Regions from separate parts of the Homo sapiens genome. Here region 1 is linked to region 2. Evidence: chromatin contacts called from ENCODE Hi-C data. All regions are on one chromosome and are shown on one strand. The core of a region is the stretch at or near the end of the contact, and the rest is flanking DNA. Distances in the headings are between cores, read along the strand shown.

Region 1 (6,673 bases), core at 3,810-6,309, 5.4 Mb after region 2:
TGCGAAATTATAAAGAAAAATGGTGTTAGGCTTCTCAGCATTGGAGGCTATAAAACACATAATTTTGTGGAGTATATAATGCCCTCAAAATTTTGAGGAAAAAGTTATTTCCAACACGGAATTTCTACACCCAAAGTATCAGCAAGGGGCAAGGTAAACTACAGGCAACCCGGAGGTTATGTTCTACCAAAACAAAAGATTACACAAAGAAAAAGAGAGGAAAAAAAATGGGATCTGAAAAATAGGGAGAGAAGGATGATAGGAGTGCAGTGGGCCTAGAAAGCAGCCAGTTCAAACTGGAGCAGAAGACTGTGCTCCAAGAAGTTCCTCAGGGGACAAAATCAAACTGCTGAATTATCTAACACATTTATGATCAAAATATTGGGCAGTTTTGTAGAAGCATGAGAAAAAGCAGCAATGGATATTATGAAAACAAAACACATGAAGGGGAGAAAAAGGAGATAATAAATAATTCCAGGAATAAACAAAAAGCTATATAAGGAACTAACCATATATATTACTTGGCTTAACAGTGAATAATACTTTACGTAGATGTTATAATGCCAACATGAAACTTTGAAATAACCAACAATTCTGACATATTAATATTGAGAACACAAGGGAAGGGGACAGGCATTAGACATATGAAGGTCAGAAGTTCAAGACCAGCCTGGCCAACATGGCTAAACCCTATTTCTACTAAAAAATACAAAAATTAGCCAGGCATGGTGGCACACACCTGTAGTCTCAGCTACTCGGGAGGCTTAGGCAGGTGAATCTATTGAACCTGGGAGAGGTTGCAGTGAGCCGAGATGGCGCAATGCACCCCAGTCTGGGTGACAGCAAGACTCCGTCTCAAAATAAATAAATAAGTAGATAAATAAACAGAGAACTCAATAAACAGGAATAAAAACATGTTATTTAGAAATCTGGAAGTAAATATGACAACTACTAAAAAATGGAAGTTTGCTTGGGGGTGCTGGGTGTAGGGAAAGCCTAGAATGGGGATAGCTGTTTTCATATGACTTGGCATTTTAACACTATATGCAAATCCTAGAGTGATTTAAAAAATTAGTCATTTTTTTAAAAAGTATTACCACATTTAGATAATTTACAAATGGCCACAGCTCAAAATCTAACCATACCTCCTGTAAATTTTGGTCTTCTTGAGTCCAAGAATTTAAAACATGTGCTCCAGAGTCACTCACAATAAAATTCACCTAATAGATTCCAAAGAAACAATTAGTATTCAACTCTAATTTCACTCAATCACCAACATATTTTCAAGTAATATGCAATTTGTAACACTGTTTCACTGATTCATTCATTCTTCTTTTTATAGTTACAGAATGTGTAGTATATGCCAGGTGCTATTGCTGGCACTGAGTACATGGGAATAGAGTGATGAATAAAAAAGTTCTGTCACTCACAATGTGGGGAAAGTCAGGGGAGGGGAGTCTACTAGGACAGAAGGCACTGCGGGAAGAATACAAACAAATAAATGAACAAGATAATTTCAGAGAGTGATAAACGCTATGAAAAATAAGTTAATTAGCTACTTTAGATTAGGTGGTTACAGAAGGACTCTCCATAGAAGTGGCAACTGAAGGCAATCCAAAACCAGCCACCGTAAAGTCAGGGATAGACAATCTGGGTACGGCAAATAACAAATGCAAAGGCATCTAAGCATATACCCTGGAAAGGGTGAAAGTCAGAGCAGGCAGTGGGAGAGGAGACAAACTCAGAGAAAGAGGCAGGAGCTGGATCATATAGGGCACCGAAAGCCAAAATAATGGATATGGTCTTTACGCTAAGTTTTAAAGTAAAATGCAAATTTGAAAATTTAAAATTACCTGCTATCAGGTAAGATAATGACAAAGAACATTTTGGAAAACTTATCAAATGATGATTCTGACCCATGTTCCTTTTTGGCTAGAGGGTTAGATTTCTTTCTTTACTCTGGACAACACGATCTAATCTATGATCTTTTTCCCTATATATCGATGAAATACCAGTTTTCCTTCCTCCCCCAAGAAGTTTGATAATTGGTCTTCTCTTCCAAGGCTTATCTGACAGGGATATATTTTACAAGTCACTTTACGTAGATTTATCTCTTTTAAAGCTTACATCGAGGAAGTAAGTGTTATACTTACACGGGAGGAAACTGAGGCTTGGAGAGATTAAGAAATATGATCAAAGTCACACAGCTAGTAGTTAACCACGCCAAGGTCTGAACCGAAGCCTGCGCTCCAAATCAGTTACATTCCCTCTCATTATATATTTTTATCACACACAGAATGCACACAAATTTTAAGAAGGGCTTATATTTTAATTTGGAATATATGTGAATGTATAATATCAGACTATGTTCACCTTTACTCTACTGCCCTACCTTCCTCAGTCTAAGAATTGGCTAGGTCCCAGCGCTTCGAGTAAGACAGAAAGCAAGTCTTCCACTTGTGGCTAAACAAATGACTTTCCCAAAATAAGACATTTAAGATACTGAAATCTAAGATTAAACTTTAATACCTGTAATTTCTGTCAATCATCCATTTCTCTTCTTACTGATAAACCATATCCACTTAGCATTCTTAAAAGTATTTCTTTCTAATATGGCCAAACAATACAGCAGTTTAGTATATATTTGCTAAAATTGCAAGCAGCTAGCCAGCTTAGGTTCAAATTCTGGCTCTGCCTCTACGTAACTATGTGACTCAGGACAAGTTTCTTCTCTTTACCTCAGTTTCCGGATCTGCAACAGGGAAGCAACAAACAAGACTGACAGTCAGCTGCTACATGCCAGCACAGTTTGACAGCAGCTCTCAATGGTCAGTCTGTGTTCTATACTGGTTGTTACATACTTTGAATATTGCTTCAATAACTACAGTTCCTACCTAACATGACTGTTATGAGAATTACGGAAATTAATAAATATGAAGCACTTTGAAATATGTCTGGCACATGTAAAGTGCTCAATAATTGTTAGCTGTTATTATTACTGGCCCCAATTAAATATCCATTATATATTAATCCCAAAGGGCAGCGTTATGTACCACATTTTTAAGTAATAAACACACAGTCATTATCTATAGCAAATTCATATAAAAATTCATTTATGCAGTTAAGTACATCCCCAAAATCATGATTTTGTTTGTACTTCACACTCACCAGCTTTTTGAAAGGAAATATATCATACATTATTCTACAATATTCCATGGAAGATTCTACTGAGCAAGTCCACAATGATTTAGATATGGGGGCCAAAGGAATGATTCCTTGGGTTCTATTCTTCACCAGCATATCAAACTCGACATGCTGCCTGCAAGATTCTGCCATATAAGGGCAGTGATCCACAACAAACACTGTTTTATGAGATTCAGAAAAAATCTTCATTTTGTTTTAACCTGTAAGGGGAAAAACATATTAGCCAAATATTTGTACATAACATCTTACATTTTTTCTAATTTTCTCAAGAAGATTGTCTTTCCCTCAAGAAGACTTGGTAGGGAACATGAATAATATGTTCAAAGAAATCTGTCCGACAAAGGACAGTTTAATGAGGTCATGACCAGAAAGCAAGGGTATCAATACACCATATTAGGCTGTCACTCTACCAGGCCCAGACAAAAATACCAGTGCATGCATTTTTGGTTTTGCTTTTAAAATGAACTTAAAATTGTCAGAGGGAAACATTTTGACATTTAATTGTATTTGATTCCCTTACATATACGAAACATAAGTGACAAAGACTCTTGAAATACAACTTTATGATCCTTGCTAATTGACATTAGTCACATATAAACCCCAAGCCAGCATTTTTGCACTTCCCTCCAAGAAAAACGTTTGAAGGGGGACTGGCGGGTAGGGGTGCGGAATTAACAGGAAAGAGGAGTGACAGCAAAAGAAAAGGCCAAAACAAAGATAAACATCTCCTAAGATAACCGCACATCAGGTCTTCGCCTTAGGATAAGGACCCCAACTTCACACTCTCCCCTTAGCTTTTGAAACATCACAGTAATTTACCAGGTAGAGCAGAAAAACTTAGTTGTTACCATCACACTGGTGTGTAGAAGGAAATTTAAAACTTTTAAAACTTTTTCTTATTAAAACAGAGCATACGGTACTCCCCTGCTTCGCTAACAAAATCTTATACTGAATAGACAATCCACATTCGAAAAGCACATGGCAAGCAAAGCCAAAGTGTTAAATCAAAACGAACTGATTTCTTACGATCCAGCTATTTTCACCTCTTGCTTTCAAGACGCATCTCCCCTTCATGCAAAACTCTCTTTGAGAAACCTTCTAGACCCACTTTGCTGGAGGGTGGGGGGTGGAAAATACAAGGTGAGTGGATAGGGAAGACCTCAGGATCGAGGTTCGCTTACTTTCGTGCCTGGTCCTGCAGTGAAAACGAACAGAGGCTATGGACCACAGCCTCTCTGGAAAAGGCTGCTGGCTGGGCGGGGAGAGTCAGCGCACAGTCGGGAGTGTCTGGTGCCACAGACAGGGGACTATGCTTTCCCCGATCATCTCCTAGCACACCGGTCCTTCCCAGGCTTCCTAAGAGCAGGAGCGCGCGTGCGCGTGCACACACACACACGCACTCGGGCTCGCGCGTGCGCACAGCGCTCTCCGATAGCCCGGCCAAGCCTCCCTTCCCCCTCGTAGGGCCAGGCGTCCCAGTCGCCGAACAGGAAGAGGGCGGGGCCAAGGAGGAAAAAAAAAGCCTCCACCCCTCGAGATTTTCCACCCGCTAATTTTCCCAGTCACCCATTGGGAAGCAGGATCTGGGCGACCTGAAAGCCTCCCCAACAGCGAAGTACCAACCACGGCCCCCTAAGCGTACGACCCACCCACCCGGTCTCCCCTTCTCTGTCTCTCCACCCAGGCCGGTTTCCCCTGGAAAAACTCGCGAGACTTTGCGAGAGGCCGAGCGAAAGCCTGGGAAGGGAGGAATAGGGAGGGACATAGAAGGGCCCCGCCCTGCCTTCTGGGGCAAAGCGGAGAGTGGTCGGTTCTGCCCCACAGTAACGCGAGGAAAGAAATCTCGCGAGGCTGGAGTTCTCCGGGAGCGCCGGTCGGAGGCGGTCGGCGGAGGTGTCTACCCCGCCGGTGATGGCGTTGAACGCCACTGGCTTCCCGGCCTTCCGTCCGCTGCCTCCGTCCGATTCTGCGTCTGCTTGCTGAGGAGGCGGATTAGGGGGGCGCGGAGTCTCTTCCCTTGAGTGCATAGGTCCCGGTTGGTAGAGGGTTTGAGTCCGCATCGCCACAGCTGAAGGCTGCGAGGGACTAAGAGCAGAGTAAGTGGACTAAATCCAGGGACGGGAGCAGGGGTGGGCGAGTCGGAGGCGTCCTTTGCCGGGGCAGTCCTTCGCCGGGGCCGGTGCCTTGCGCCTCTTGAACCACCGGCGCCCGGCCCTGTCCGCTTCCCGCCGCGGGCTCCCTGCTCCTGGGAGCCGGACTTCCTCTCCGCGCCCCCCGACTCCGAGCTCCTCTTAATGGAGATGCGGTGCGGAAAGTTCAATGAAAAGCCTTGGCTCTAACCCTGTGGACACACCTTCCGTATCTGCTTTCATCCTGCCTTACCCACCTGCGAGTTCACCACCGGACGGGGGACCCTTTCAGTCACCTGTTTGCAGCGTTTAATGAAGATAACTTGTTTCTTGAAACTGCTCTCCAAGGGGTATTACTCTTTTCTGGTTCTCTTCCTGCCTTTCTTCTCTATCCCATCTCTGATAATGGTTCCAGTATCTGTCCTGCTATCCGAACTAGAAAACCAGGAATCATCATTGGTTCTTCATTTCCACTTAACACTGCACTGTATTATTTTTTTTTTCGCCAGAATTAGTGCGGTTGCCCCCTCTGCCCCCCGCCCTCCACTGGTTTCCCTACTATAATCCTTCCATAGAGTTATTCTGAAATACATATTTATCTCTGTCCTTTCCTTAAACTTTTTAGTAACCGTATTGCTGACAGCATCAAATCCTAATTGTTAAGCACATCATCATTCAGGATCTTTTACAGTCTGCCCCAATCCATTTTACCTTTTAGTCCTGCTTTAATATCCTACCATACAAGACTATACTGGCTATTTCCCCAAACATGCCATGCGCTTTGACAGCTCTGTACTTTTGTACGTGCGGATGTCTAGGATGTTTACTGTTCCTCTATTTTACCACCTGTCAAAACCCAATTCATAAATCATTGTCTTCTCAGACTCCCCCAGGTGACATTGATACCGCTGTGCTCCCAACGCATTTGAAACTTTTCTTCTGCAGTATTTATTAGGTTGTATTATTTGTTTCTGTCTCTCCTGCCAATTTGAACCTGGGTCTGTCTGGAATCATGTCTTACTCATCTCTGAGAAAAAGTCCAGTACTTGGCACATAGCAAGCATTATTTATATATACATATGTATGTTTATTGAAATGGAATAGTTCTAAGGAATTCACCGTAAGAGTTCTTCATCCTTTAAAATCATAGAATTTTGGGCCAGAAGGAACTCTGTACATTAGCTTAAAGGTCCCGACCTATTTTGATTATGAGAAACCCTGTACTTCTAATACACATGCAATTGGACTTTTAGTAATTGTTGGTTGAAATTATGTATAATGACAGAAAACTACTATGCTTTTAAATGATTTTGTATTTTATTTTTACAGTATCTATTTAT
Region 2 (6,835 bases), core at 2,238-4,737:
TATTAACTGGTCTAACTATGTTCACCAACAACCTGCAGCAGCTAGCCTGAGAAAATAATGGAGTGGCATTTTGCAGACTCAATTATGCTGCCAGCTGGGTATCAGCACTTTAAGGGCTGGACTAGTAGCCTCCAGGATATGGCATGCTATACATCAGTGAATAGTGCTGTTTCTCCCATTGCCACGATTCACGGGAATCAGCGGTGGAAATGGGAGTGGCTCTTCTATTACCCTTAGTGATCCGCTAGTGAAATTTTTGCTTCCCATCCTTGAAACATCGGACTCTTGCTGGCCTAGAGGTCTTGGTTACCAAGAAAGAAATGCTTGTACCAGGGGAAAAAGCAATAGTTCCATTAAACTGGAAGTTGACTGCCACTTGGCCACTTTGGGTTCCTCATGCCAACAAATGAACAGGCAAAGAAGGCGATTACTATACTTGCTGGGGTAAGTGATCCTGACTATTAAGGGGAAATCAGATAGCTACTACACTATAGGGATAAGGAAGAGTATGTCTGGAAAGCAGAAGATCCTCTAGTGCACCTCTCAGTATTCCCTTACCTTGTGATTAAAGTTAATTGAAAACTATAATAACCAAATATAGGAAACTACTAAGGCAAGTAGTCCCCACCAAGCAAAGACCCATTACCAACTGAGAACCAAGGAATACAGAATGGGTAGTTGAAGAAGGCAGTTATAAAGTACAAACTATGATCACATGACCAATTGAAAAACAAGAACTGTAATAGCTATAAGTCTTTCTTGCTTTTTAAAATTTGTATATAAACCAAGTTTGGGTTTTTCCTTTTATTTGGTCCCTCTCCGATACATTACAGTATTACCAAGGAGGACATGATTCAGCAAGAAGAGAAATGAGCATCACCCAAAGACGAATAAAGATAATTTGTACCTGCTCTTTTGGGGAAGGGGTCAGTGTATACTCAGCAGTAAGAGAAATAGGCAAAAGCATGATTCCGCTATTGCCTTTATTTGGACACAAATAAGGTAAAAATTAGACACAAAAGGACAAATGTTATATGATTCCATTTATATGAGGTACCTAAAATAGTCAAGAAACAGAAAGTAGAATAGTGGCTATCAGGGATTAGGAGAAGAGAAGTAATGGAAAGTTACGGATTAATGAGTATAGAATTTTAGTCTGGATAGATGAAAAAGCTCTGGAGATGGATAGTGGTGACGACTGCACAACAGTCTAAATGCATTTAATGCCAATGAATTATTCACTTAATAATGGTTAGCATGGCAAAGTTTGTAATGTGTATTTTACTTCAATAAAAAAGCTGAAAAAAATCATTTCTATAATCAGAATTTTTAAAACAAACTTTTTCAAATATCATACAAACAGAAATAGAACAGAAGGAAGAAGAAAATGTAATCATTGCTACTAACCTGAAACGGACGCCATTCTTTTTCTTTCCAAATTTGTTTCTAAAATAATCCAAATTTCTTTCTAAAAATAAAAGCACAACAGTGACAACAAGTTTTTAAAAATAGTACTATTAATGATGTTCACTCAACAGTAATCTGTCATTCCTAAGCACGGAAAATGTTAGAAAGTAAATTATATATTGCAGTGACCTTTCAAATAAGAACCACATGGTTCTTTTGACACTAATTTTTTATGGAAAACTCTATATTTCAGCTTAATAACCCACAACACTCAGAACGACTAACTCTCTAGATTTCAGAGAAGTGTCCAAAGTCACATAAACGTATACATGACAAATACAGTAGCAATGACACTCAGCAAACATCCACAAGATACAAAGTGATGTAACAAAAAACAGCAAACATTCAACAGGTCTAGCACCAATTGCTATGTGACTAAATTACTATGTTAGGCAAAGTTGCATATGCTGTTCCTCCAAGCCTCTTTCCCTACCTGTAAAACTGGGAGGATGGCAATCTTATAAATAAGTTGGATAGATTCAAATGTACCAGATTAAGCAAAATACATCAACATAAATAATAAAATTAATCATCTAACATTTTATTGAGCCCTTGCGTTAAAGAATTACAATATAAGCCCAATCTTAAAAGAGAAACTGGTATTCTACAGAAAAGCTAGATTTTCTAAGTTAGAGGTGGGGGGAGGGGAAAATGGTTTGTAATGATTTCTAAGTATCTATGAATGACTAAAACCTAAGCATGCATATGGACAAGTGGAAAATGGGGCTGGAGAGTAGAAACTTTAAATTCCCCATAATCCTAAAAACACCTCTTCTATCTCTCTAATATGGACATTTTCTAAAACTAAGATGCTCTCCAAAAGTCACTTCTGCAACACCTATCCTTAGACTGCTGACCTTACGCCCTTTCTACACAGAATTCTGAAGCCACCACTAGGCCGGAAAGATAGGCTGACTCTTTTTTGCCTTGCTAAAGAATGTGGAATAACCACACCATTAAAAGAAGGCTAAATAGGAGAGTAAACCAAGGATTTCTAATTCTTGATCTATACAAACATCTCTTCACGTAATGAAAATGTAACATTCCTTCCATAGACTGTAAGGTCCTTTAGCAGGGCTGGGGTTCAATCTCTTCACCTTTGTATCCGCACAGCCCAGGAAAATGCCTTGATGTAGTGAGGGCTCAGGTTTGCTAAGGTAGCAGGGGCTGTTTCTACCCTTATGAAAAGACACAGTCTATATCCAATTCTCCCCCACGATTTTAAATGACTCCTTTGATTATGCGGTTAAAAGACTGCTCCTTCCCAAAATGATGTGATTTAACAGCAAAAGATATCTCAACATAAAATGTATCCAGAAATTGAACTACAGCAGGTCTGTCACTCAGCAGTATAAGCTAGGCATCCACAGGAAGAATGTTACAGGGTGACAGCCAGTCATCAATGTTGGAGGAAACGCCACTGAGATACCATAGGCTAAATCCTCTCTCTCCCCGCCACCTGCATTTAGAGGCAATAGTAATTTAATATTAATAACGCCCGCCCTTCCGCTACTGTGAAGCAGGGGGTGGAAGAAGCATCCCCAGTAGTATTTACCAACAAATGGCAGCTGCTAATAAACAGGCTTTGGTGGCCAATCCTCCTGCATGGAAAAGAATGGGGAGATCAGAAGACCGGTCAGCAGGCGAACGTGCCCCTAAAGGCCCGAGTTCTCAGAGCAGGGCAGTGATTAACTTTCCGGTTTCTCCTCCGCCAATGTGTGGGCGAAAGGAAGTGATCCGCTACAGACCGGCCTCGCCCTGCAGCAGGAAAGGGAAGGATGAAACAAAAAGCGCACACCCTTGACCCTTCAAAGCTGTAACAGTAGTTATCCCAGAGCCTCTCCCCACCGAGAAGCCCGGTCTAACTCTCCGGTGTTTGACTGTCCGGTGTCCGACTGTCCTGTGTCCGACTCTCCGATCTCCGACTCTCGGATCTCCGACACCAAAGCACCCAGGCCTCGAGCAGATCTTTCCGCTACTCGGGAGTAAAATCTTCCCGCCAGCCAGCTGAGAGCATCCACCCTTCCGGGTCGGTCCGTTCAGCCAATCACAGATAACTCCCTTCTCTAATTGGTCAAGGGGTGTGGTCACCATGCGCGTCACCGAACAACATTACGAGTTATTGGTTGAGATTGGAAGCAGGTTTCGCCAATAGGAAGCGCTCTTAAAGCGGCAGTGAGGGTGGCTGCGTGTTTCCGGAAGACGTGGCGGCTCTCGCCTGGGCTGTTTCCCGGCTTCATTTCTCCCGACTCAGCTTCCCACCCTGGGCTTTCCGAGGTGCTGTCGCCGCTGTCCCCACCACTGCAGCCATGATCTCCTTAACGGACACGCAGAGTAAGCACCTGCTCCGGGGCCCCCGCCTCGAGCCGCGCACACCCATCGCCCGGCTGGGTCTCGCCCCTCCGCCGGGGTCAATGAATGAAGCTCTGGGTTGGGGGCGGTGGCCTGCGAGACAGAGCTAGGGCTGCTGGGACCCTAAGGGGCTGCCTTCGGGATGCCGGGGCTAGACTTGGACTGGCGGACCTGACCTGGGAGAAGAGTCTGTGGGGCAGGGTGGGACGCCCTATGTTGGGAGGGGAGCTTTAGCCCAGAGTCTGTCTCATTCCAGGGTCGCGCTGATCTCCTCATCCCCAGTGAGATGGGCGCTTTGTTCTAGGGGCTTGCCACAAGAGAAAGTTTGCGTGGTGCCCGCGGCCCACTCTCGGGATCGTTTATGCGCATGACACACTTCGGGTCCTCTACAAGTCCCTGGCTGGCTGGTTATTTGGGAGGCGGTATTTTAAATGTCACCTACAGTAGGCTCTTTTTGAAAATGTCCTTACGCTTAAATGTGGCATTTTGAATATTCGCTTTTTGCCAGTACTGTAAGCAACCTTTTAGAAGTCTCTTGAAACATTCTCACTTTTCTACCTGCTAAAGTTTCAAGCAGTAGAGAAAAGCCACTTTGTGTGCCATTAAAGGATATATTTCGTTAGTATTGTATATTGTGCTTTGTGGCTTGTTTTATTATTTTAGCATCGCTCTCTGCCTGCCACAGAGTTCTCCAGGCCTATTTCATCTCTAAAGCTAGCATTGATATCGGTTTCCTTTTCTTTCATTATAATATTTCCACTTTCCTACTGCTTTTTGTTAATATTAATAATTTTTGTATTTATGTCTGCCCAAGCTCTGTACCTCATATTTTGATGTTCATAAGAGTCTCTTTTTGTCTCACTTTGCTTTATCTGCCACGCCTTTCATTTCACTCCAGTTAACTCAGATTTTCAATATTTTAAGACTTAAACAGTGAATTGAAGTGAAAAATAGAAGTTTATTTAAAATGCCCTATTTTAAAGTGGAGTCTTCTTGTGGAGATTCAAGTCATGGCAGACCAACTTCACAGAGCTTCTAAGGCCTCCTACACACACTGCCACCCCCCAATCAGGCTGTCTTCCCTCCTGAGGCTGGACTGGGGCTGCCTCTTGGGGCCACCTGCCCCAAGGTTGCCGCCCACTTTGGTCCATTGGCCTGGCCTGTTCTGATCAAAGAAAATAAAAGTGTAGTCTTGAGGGGATAGGAATCTAGTGTAATAATAATTACTGGCAATTATATAAAGGTATTTTCTTTCAGTTAACCATGTGCTTTCATGTGAATCATTATGCATAATTCTTATAAGAGCCCTGTAAGGCTCACAGAAGCATGCCCCTTTCATAAGTTAAATGAGGCACAAAAGAAATTGAGTGCATGGTCAAAGAAAAAGTGACAGAAACAAAACTTGATCCCAGGTGTGCTGGCTCAGAAACCTTTTGCACTGTACCCCACTATCACCTAAGAAGACTTGATATAAACTTTATTTGAGATCTGAGAATAATCTGTGCATAGAAATTATATTTTTGAAGACTTAATATAGTGATGAGTGCCTGCTTTATAAAAACAAGAGAGTGGGTTTGGACTATGGGCATTCTCCCTGAGAAGCATTCTCCTCACTTCATTAAATTTTGTGAGGGCAATGAAATTTTACTCTTTGCTGTTCACTTGTCACATGTTTTAGGTGAAACAGTGGATTGAAACATAAAACGATTAGTGAACCAAATGCATTTTGGATTTCAAATTGTGTTTGTGTGTGAGTGTGTTTAACTGCAGGGATTGGCCATCATTCAAGTGATTTGTCAGGATTATTCTGGGATTTTGGTTTTTAGAGAGTGGCCAAGCACTGCTCAGAGTAGAATAAATGGAAATTCATGATTATTTTAAGGCATTCTAGGACTTTCCTCACCGCCCCAAAAAAGACAAGACTTATTCAGAGGGGCGGAGGAGGGGCATGCTGCCTCTAAATCTTCATTTCATCACATTGTCTAAAAGCCTAGTGTGATAATTGCATTCTCCAGTACAGTTAATGTTCAATTGAATTCTTGCTTGACTTCTGTTTTTCAAAGGGTATGGTAAGAGAGACAATGCTGCTTTTAAAAAATTGTGAATAAGATATCAAAATGCTAACAGTGTTTGCCATTAGATTATGCGTGTCTTTCCTTATACAATTTCCACAGTATGCTCCTTATGTTAGACAGATTCGTTTTATTAAATTGTTTTTATATTTTTTTTAACTTGTGGACAGTTTTTTAAACATGTGGGAGGAGTGAAGGAAGATAAGTTTGTTTTACTGGATATGATTCCGATGGGAAGAAGGCAGCTCTATGCAAGGCTTTTGATAGCCAGAGGGCTTATGAATGCATACGGATAGGGAAAAGGGGGATCCTGGAGGTGAGAAAAAGGCACAATGAGGCCAATTTGAGACTTTTGACCAGTGTGGATCAGGAGCTACTTGGCAATGTCATTGCCAGTACCAGTTGTGGCAAAGATGTTTTGGGCAATGTCTCCCGCTGGACTGTACTGGATAAAGTAGTGGAATATTTTGGTTCCCATGTTGTAGTTGTAGGACCATTGTCTGTGGAGTGAGAAGACTGGTTGAATGCTGACTTCACAGACTGTTGTACCTGCCTCCATACCACCAGCACCCACACACACATTTTTGCTGCTTCTATGATCAAGAACAAGTTACTGAATTACCTCTAGGTCCATGGTTGCACATATGAACCATAGGACCAGTGCTACCTTTTACCTCACAATTTTGTTAAAGAAATTATAAAATTTTTGTATAAACACTTCATAACACGGTAAACCATACTCAGAGATTGGCCTTTTTGACCGCAGTTAATTTTTAATAGTTCTACTTGGCTATGTTAGATAACAAGCTAATATTAAACTTGAATCCCCTAAAAGATGCGTCCCCCAGAAGTTCAGAATACTCCAGTGTCCTTGAGTTTCATGTAACCAAACACCTTTAACCTAAAAAATAAAAATTCTGTGGGAAGAGGTATGGCATTAATGG

The links. A loop is a pair of places that touch in the nucleus more often than their neighbours do. Pooled maps may share reads with other maps.
Region 1: a map of ascending aorta shows a loop between it and region 2 (7-fold over the local background). The contact joins the promoter of FGFR1OP2 here to the promoter of RECQL in region 2. A Hi-C loop is called at or near these places in 2 of 168 maps with a recorded cell type or tissue (CD8-positive, alpha-beta T cell and ascending aorta) and 7 of 50 pooled maps.

Annotation. Positions count from the first base shown.
Region 1 is chr12:26,933,411-26,940,083 of GRCh38, forward strand. It overlaps FGFR1OP2 (FGFR1 oncogene partner 2), which reads left to right and starts at 5,060. Exons shown (of 7, transcript NM_015633.3): 1 at 5,060-5,300. INTS13 (integrator complex subunit 13) reads right to left here and starts at 4,571. Exons shown (of 17, transcript NM_018164.3): 1 at 4,386-4,571; 2 at 3,169-3,404; 3 at 1,146-1,220. The coding sequence starts at 3,393. RefSeq lists enhancers at 4,876-5,385, 5,114-5,163, 5,386-5,894 and a silencer at 5,424-5,493.
Region 2 is chr12:21,498,148-21,504,982 of GRCh38, forward strand. It overlaps RECQL (RecQ like helicase), which reads right to left and starts at 3,488. Exons shown (of 15, transcript NM_002907.4): 1 at 3,023-3,488; 2 at 1,408-1,468. The coding sequence starts at 1,423. GOLT1B (golgi transport 1B) reads left to right here and starts at 3,642. Exons shown (of 5, transcript NM_016072.5): 1 at 3,642-3,801. The coding sequence starts at 3,777. RefSeq lists enhancers at 2,772-2,841, 2,862-2,911, 2,952-3,141, 3,282-3,341, 3,292-3,999 and 2 more.